2 separate regions of the Homo sapiens genome follow, and region 1 is linked to region 2. Evidence: chromatin contacts called from ENCODE Hi-C or POLR2A ChIA-PET data. All regions are on one chromosome and are shown on one strand. Each heading gives the region's core, a stretch centred on a gene start or an enhancer-like site at or near the end of the contact. The rest is flanking DNA. Distances are from core to core; before and after follow the strand shown.

Region 1 (3,066 bases), core at 28-2,527, 220 kb after region 2:
AGGGACCCTGGAGAGGGAAGAGGCTGCTCTTCCTGGTTGCAGCATGCTTGGCTTTGCTTACTCCCATGGTGCTGGGCTGGCCTGCAAGATACCTAGTGAAACTCCTTCCCTCGGGTGGCTTCCCAGCAGTGAGGAATCTTTGGGAAGAATTTCCCATCTTCCAAGTTTTTTCCTTCATTGGATACTCTCCCTCAGCCCCATGGCATTCTTTAGATTACCCTTTTATCTATTCCTAGTTAATTCCTGGTAAGTCATCAATAATTTTTTTTTTTTTTGAGACAGAGTCTTGCTCTGTTGCCCAGGCTGGAGTACAGTGGCACAATCTCAGCTCACTGCAACCTCTGCCTCCCGGGTTCAAGTGATTCTCCTGCCTCAGTCTCCTGAGTAGCTGGGATTACAGGCACAAGCCACCACACCAGGCTAATTTTTCTATTTTTGGTAGAGACAGGGTTTCACCATGTTGGTCAGGCTGATCTTGAACTCCTGACCTCGTGATCCGCCCATCTCAGCCTCCCCAAGTGCTGAGTCATCAATAATTTTTGTAACAAATCTTCTTGTTCAAATTATCACGTTTTAATTTCCTGATTGGACCCTGGCTCTGAATGACATCTTAGATGTGGTGCTTATTCATTTGGATTCAACAGGCTTGACCACATGTCCTCTACTAAACTAATATTTGTAACCAGTTAAACACAGTAAGCTTATTGGCTCAGCATGGGCCTTGTGTCCACCCCTGGAACCGTGGGGTACAGTTAGAAACATTTAGACTATACAGGCTGAGAATAGGACTGGGGTAGTCTACCAAAATTAAATTATGAGAAATTGATTTTGGGGAGGCACGACCAGCATAAATCATCTAAATGAGCAAATGCTTAAGCAAAGAGAGAGAGAGAGGGAGACTTAATAGGAGCCCTGAAGTCAAGAGCAATCATTTCAAAATATAGGAACACAGTTGACTGGAATAATATAGGCTTCATAGGGAAGAATCTAGATCAGATAAGGGCCTTTCTTCAGCCCCGAGAATTGTGGTTCCCAACAATTTCTTAGTGAAGAGAAATTTAAAACTGGGTCAAAACCATATGTAATCTTGCATTTAAAAAAATAAAAAGAATGTATTGGCTTACCTAACTAAAAAGTTCAGAATTAGGGCAGAATTTAAGCAATACTTGAGCTCTCAGCTTAACACTCACATCAAAGATAAATTTCTTGTTTTTTTTTTTTTTTGCTCTGATTTTTACAACGTTGGCTTTATTCTGAGCTTGGCTTCCCTCCTATTTCCCAAATGCTGCCAGCAGCTCTTGGGTCATCACGCTGCCTTGTCCAGAAAGAAACTAAGAACATCTCTGACGTAAATTTTCCTGCAAAAGTCCTGACACTTTTCTTTTTTTCTTTTCTTTTTTTTTTTGACTACTTTAGTTCACATGTCCACCCTTGAACTGTGAACTGGGTTCAGGGGCTAGAAAAACATGTTGGCTTAGCCTATATTACATCTTCCATTCCTAAAGCTAAGAGTACCACAATCTGGGATTATGGGAAAGTAGAGACTGCATACTAGGAAGCCCGCCAACAGATGTACCCTATAGGAAATAATGAACTACTTTTTCATTACAACCTTATACCTTCTCAATTTGTAAGAAACACCCATTACACTTTACCGCATTTGTTTTTACAATCATATGTCATTTACAAGACTCTAGGTGGGTTCCTTTGATGGCAGGAAATACCCTTTGTCACTCCTCTTTCCCCCAGAATAAACTGTAGAAGCTTAATAAATGTTTGAATACATAAATGATCTTAAACATTATTTAAAGAGGCTTGAACTTTATTCTGCAGATAATAAGGCACTCTCTAAGGGTTTTGATAGAACAGAATTATAATCTAAGATGTTTTAAAACCAGCAATGTTGAAACAAATGGAAAAAAGGAAACTAGTACAGAGGCTATCATGGTTGTCCAAGCAAATGATTCCAAAAAAATCTAATCAATGGCAAAGGCAGTGGGACTGAAGAAGAACGCAATTTCTGAAAATTTTCAGAAGTGGAATAGGATAGGCTTTGATGATTAGTGAAACATGGGGCCTGATGAAGGAATGAGCTAAAGAAAACTCAGTGTTCTCATTTGAATGATCAGGTGAATGGACCAAGAAAAGAAAAAAAAAAAAAAAAGCAAGTAACAAGTTTGCAAGAGAAATTAAAAAGCTCATTATATATAATCTATAGAACTCAATACCTGTTCATAAATACTTGAAGAGGAAGAGCTATTTATTTGTAAATATTTTGCTAGCTTCCCACAAATCAGAGAGGTAATTATTTTTTAATGAATGTTAGCTCTGAGTATATCATGCCAAGAATTGATTACCCTAATGCAACTAGTTTATGTCATGACTTCTCCCATTTATATTTGGCTTAGCATGTTTTTATTTTGATATCTAGGTGGCCTACAGAATTTCTTGAGACAGCTGCCTCTAACAGTAAGAGAATACACAGTGATGGATAATAGCCAAATCCACTAAAGCAGCCTGTGAGCAATGCTAAAGACTGGGGATAGGAAGAATATGGATTTTGTTTTCCTGCTGTTAAATTTTTACATCTGAGCAGGGATGAGCTAAAATCCCTGACCACACTCCTTCAGAAATTATATTTGCCATTGGTTTCCTGCCGATGGATATTGATAGAACAGAGTGTTAAACTAGCTGTCTAGTGGCTAGCTTTTTACTTCCTTTTCTCCACTGATCTCAAAAGAGGTGAATTCTTGTAGTCAGAGTAGGGAGGGGCTTTGGAGCATAGCTTTGGATCAGGACAGATCTGGGCTTGAATTGGATATCAACTATTTGTTATCTGTGACACTGTGAATACATATTCCATTCTCTTTAAGCCTCGGTTACCTTATCTCTAAAAAGAGTATAATAGCTGTTACTTAACTCATTGTTGTAAGAATTAATATATGAAAAGCACTTAGCACAGTGCCCAAATAAGACCAAATGTTATCAAATGGGTTCAGACATTACTACTACTATTTCAATTGTGAATGAAACATGCTATAGTTTGGATATTTGTCCCCACCAAGC
Region 2 (2,700 bases), core at 201-2,700:
ATCTGGGAATAAGAGGAATAAAACCAACCTGGATGTTCTAATGGCTCAAAGTGTAGCTGAATATCCTATCAATGAAATAAACTGTGCAGCACTGTGATAAGAGTCACAGTGATACCATGAACAAGATCTAGACATGAGTGAAAAACAATCTTCCTTTGCAAAGTGAACAAAAGGTTTTCACCAAAAACTCCTTAACTCAGAGATTCAGATTTTTTCTTTTACTTTTTTTAGGTAGATAAGGAGATGGCACATTCCAGGCAAAGGGAAGAGCTGGGCACATGGATAAATGATAATATGGGGTTTTGGGGACCTATGAGCAGTTTGGGTTGACTGGATTTGGAGAAGAGAAGAAACAATGTGAAAGGCCAGAGTACAAATGGAAGGAGATGCTCCAGTAATGAAGAATCTTTAACTGCAGTCTGTGGAAGACCATGGAAAATTATAGCAGGGTGCTGGAAAAATCAGAAAATATAACATAGAGGGCCTGGGGCCCAGGTGGAGGGTGGCAGACTATGACACTTGGACCGAGGCTGTGGTAACAGGGATTTGAGTTACTAAGGATCTGGTAACTGGGTCAGAGGAGCAGGTGTTGTGGGTAACTCAACAGAACTGTTTTAATTCTTGAAAACAGTCACTCTTGCCCAGGCCATCCTTAAATTTCTGGTTTAATTCCCTCTGGTTTTTGGTTCTGAAGTATCTTACATTTTGTGGTTGGGAGAAATTTATTTGACTTAGGAGACTGAGCTATTGAGCAAGTTGAGCAAAACTTACATGAGCCACCAGAGAAATGAAATGTCCAGAACTGGCCAAAAGAGAAGCCCTGGGGCCCTGTCTTTAAAGGATTACTGCATGAATTAGTGACCAGCAGATGCTGAAAGTGAAAGTGGCATGATTGTAAATGCAGCATGAGAGTTTGGCTTGGATAGACCAGATGTTTACCAATTTGCTTTGGGAAACAAAAGCCCTAGAGAAGGGTTTGGAAAAAGCCATCAGGGACTACTAAACTGTGACAATGGTCAATTGCCTTGATAACCATCTTTCCTCTCCACAGATGTTTCCAATGATAGGAAATGCGGGAAAATAAAGGCCATTCAACTAATCAAGCCCATACTTAGCTAAGCTGGGAATAATGCACAGAGCTTTTTAAAAGCCTCTATTGTGATTCTTTGTTTCCGAAGGGGGCAGGGATTCTGGTTATTAGGTTTGATTTTAAAACCCCTCCACTGAATACCACCAGCCTTGTATTCTTGTTGAAATCTTGCACCAGGAAAACCCATCAGACCAACTTGATTAAAAGAGGGTGCTATCAACACTCATGTTAATTATTTGGACTAGTGGTGCATCATTTTGCTTTCAAGCTTCTTAGAGATATTTGCTGTTCTGTTCATGACACAATGCTTGTAATCTGGCCAGCCAGCCAGAAAACACCATTTCAAAAATTTGTGACGTAAACTTGTGGTTTAGTCCGTTTGCACACTGCTGTAAGGACATAACCGAGCCTGAGTAATTTATAATGGAAAGAGGTTTAATTAACTTACCATTCTGCAAGGCTGCGGAGGCCTCAGGAAACACAATCAAGGTGGAAGGGGAAGCAAATATGTCCTTCATCACATCGTGGCAGGAGAGAGAAGAAAGTGCAAGAGGGGAAAAGCCCCATATAAAACCATCAGACCTTCTGAGAACTCACTCATCATCACAAGCACAGCATAAGGGTAAACGCCTGCTGATTAAATTACCCACCACTCGGTCCCTCCCATGACACATGGGGATTATGGGAACTACAATTCAAGATGAGATTTGGATGGGGACACAGCTAAACCATATCAACTTGTGTCAGCTTTTACAAATACTATGTGTAACTCAGTACTAGGTGGGAGAAAGGAAAAAACAAAAAGAAACATTCTGAAAGATGAGGCCATAAATTGTAAGACTTACACTCTTACCACTACTGCTTAGTATCATCCATGGACCAGCAGATCAGTTTCACCTGGGAGCTTAGCAATGCTAATTAGTGTCTGTCACCCCAGGCCTGCTGACTCAAACTAGGCATTTTAACAAGATATTCCAGGTGATTCCTGTGCAAGTCCATTTGAGGGGCACATGGAGGGCTTTTGGGGCAAAAACTCAAGTGGTCTTTTTCTTTTAGACTTTTTTTTAATCATATGTTTTTGGTTTTTGTCTCCTTCTAAACTCGAAGCTCTTAGTATCATCATCATCATTATTATATTTTACATATGATAAAGGCAACCAGTTATACTTAGATGCAGGTAACAAAATGGTAAGTAAGAAAAGGAAATGTGAGATATAGTTGTATATGTGCTTTTTTATTCAGGCATTGAATGACAATCTCTAGAAGCAAGGCTAATGCTCCTATAATTCTGAAGTAATGATAGGTGTCAACTATATTTGGAAATGCCTGCAACAACTATAATGTTATATAAAAATATCTATGACAAAGTCATATTCTGTCAATACTACTGTGCCTTGTTGCTGCATTCATAATTAAAAGGTGTACTAAGTATGAGTTTGAGATTAGTAAAAATTAGATGTCATTTTCTTTCCAACCAAGTTAAACACTGCTGAATTCAGTCCAAGGGCCCCAGGTTAAGAACGTTTGTTCTAAGAGGCTAATGTAGGAAATTATGGGATGTGTTTTAACTTGGTCTTGCTGGAAGGTGGGTGAGGGCTCCATGAGCTGGC

What was found. Hi-C counts contacts between places; a loop is a spot of excess contacts on that map. ChIA-PET counts read pairs that join two places held with the same protein, here RNA polymerase II (POLR2A). Pooled maps may share reads with other maps.
Region 1: a loop to region 2 is called in a pooled map, with 3 times the contacts of the local background. The contact joins two enhancer-like sites. A Hi-C loop is called at or near these places in 1 of 50 pooled maps. POLR2A ChIA-PET finds 5 or more read pairs at or near these places in 3 of 52 experiments (BJ, MCF 10A and activated T-cell).

The regions. Positions count from the first base shown.
Region 1 is chr3:30,454,779-30,457,844 of GRCh38, forward strand. The region is part of intron 4 of LOC101927995 (a long non-coding RNA gene); the gene reads left to right. The region is part of intron 1 of LOC105377013 (a long non-coding RNA gene); the gene reads right to left. Among named protein-coding and RNA genes, the nearest start is that of LINC01985, 63 kb to the right of the region's middle. Within about 2 kb of position 1,278, at least 4 of the 41 ENCODE cell types and tissues checked have a DNase peak (open chromatin) inside an H3K27ac peak, as active enhancers do.
Region 2 is chr3:30,230,902-30,233,601 of GRCh38, forward strand. No RefSeq gene overlaps it. Among named protein-coding and RNA genes, the nearest start is that of LINC01985, 290 kb to the right of the region's middle. Within about 2 kb of position 1,451, at least 4 of the 41 ENCODE cell types and tissues checked have a DNase peak (open chromatin) inside an H3K27ac peak, as active enhancers do.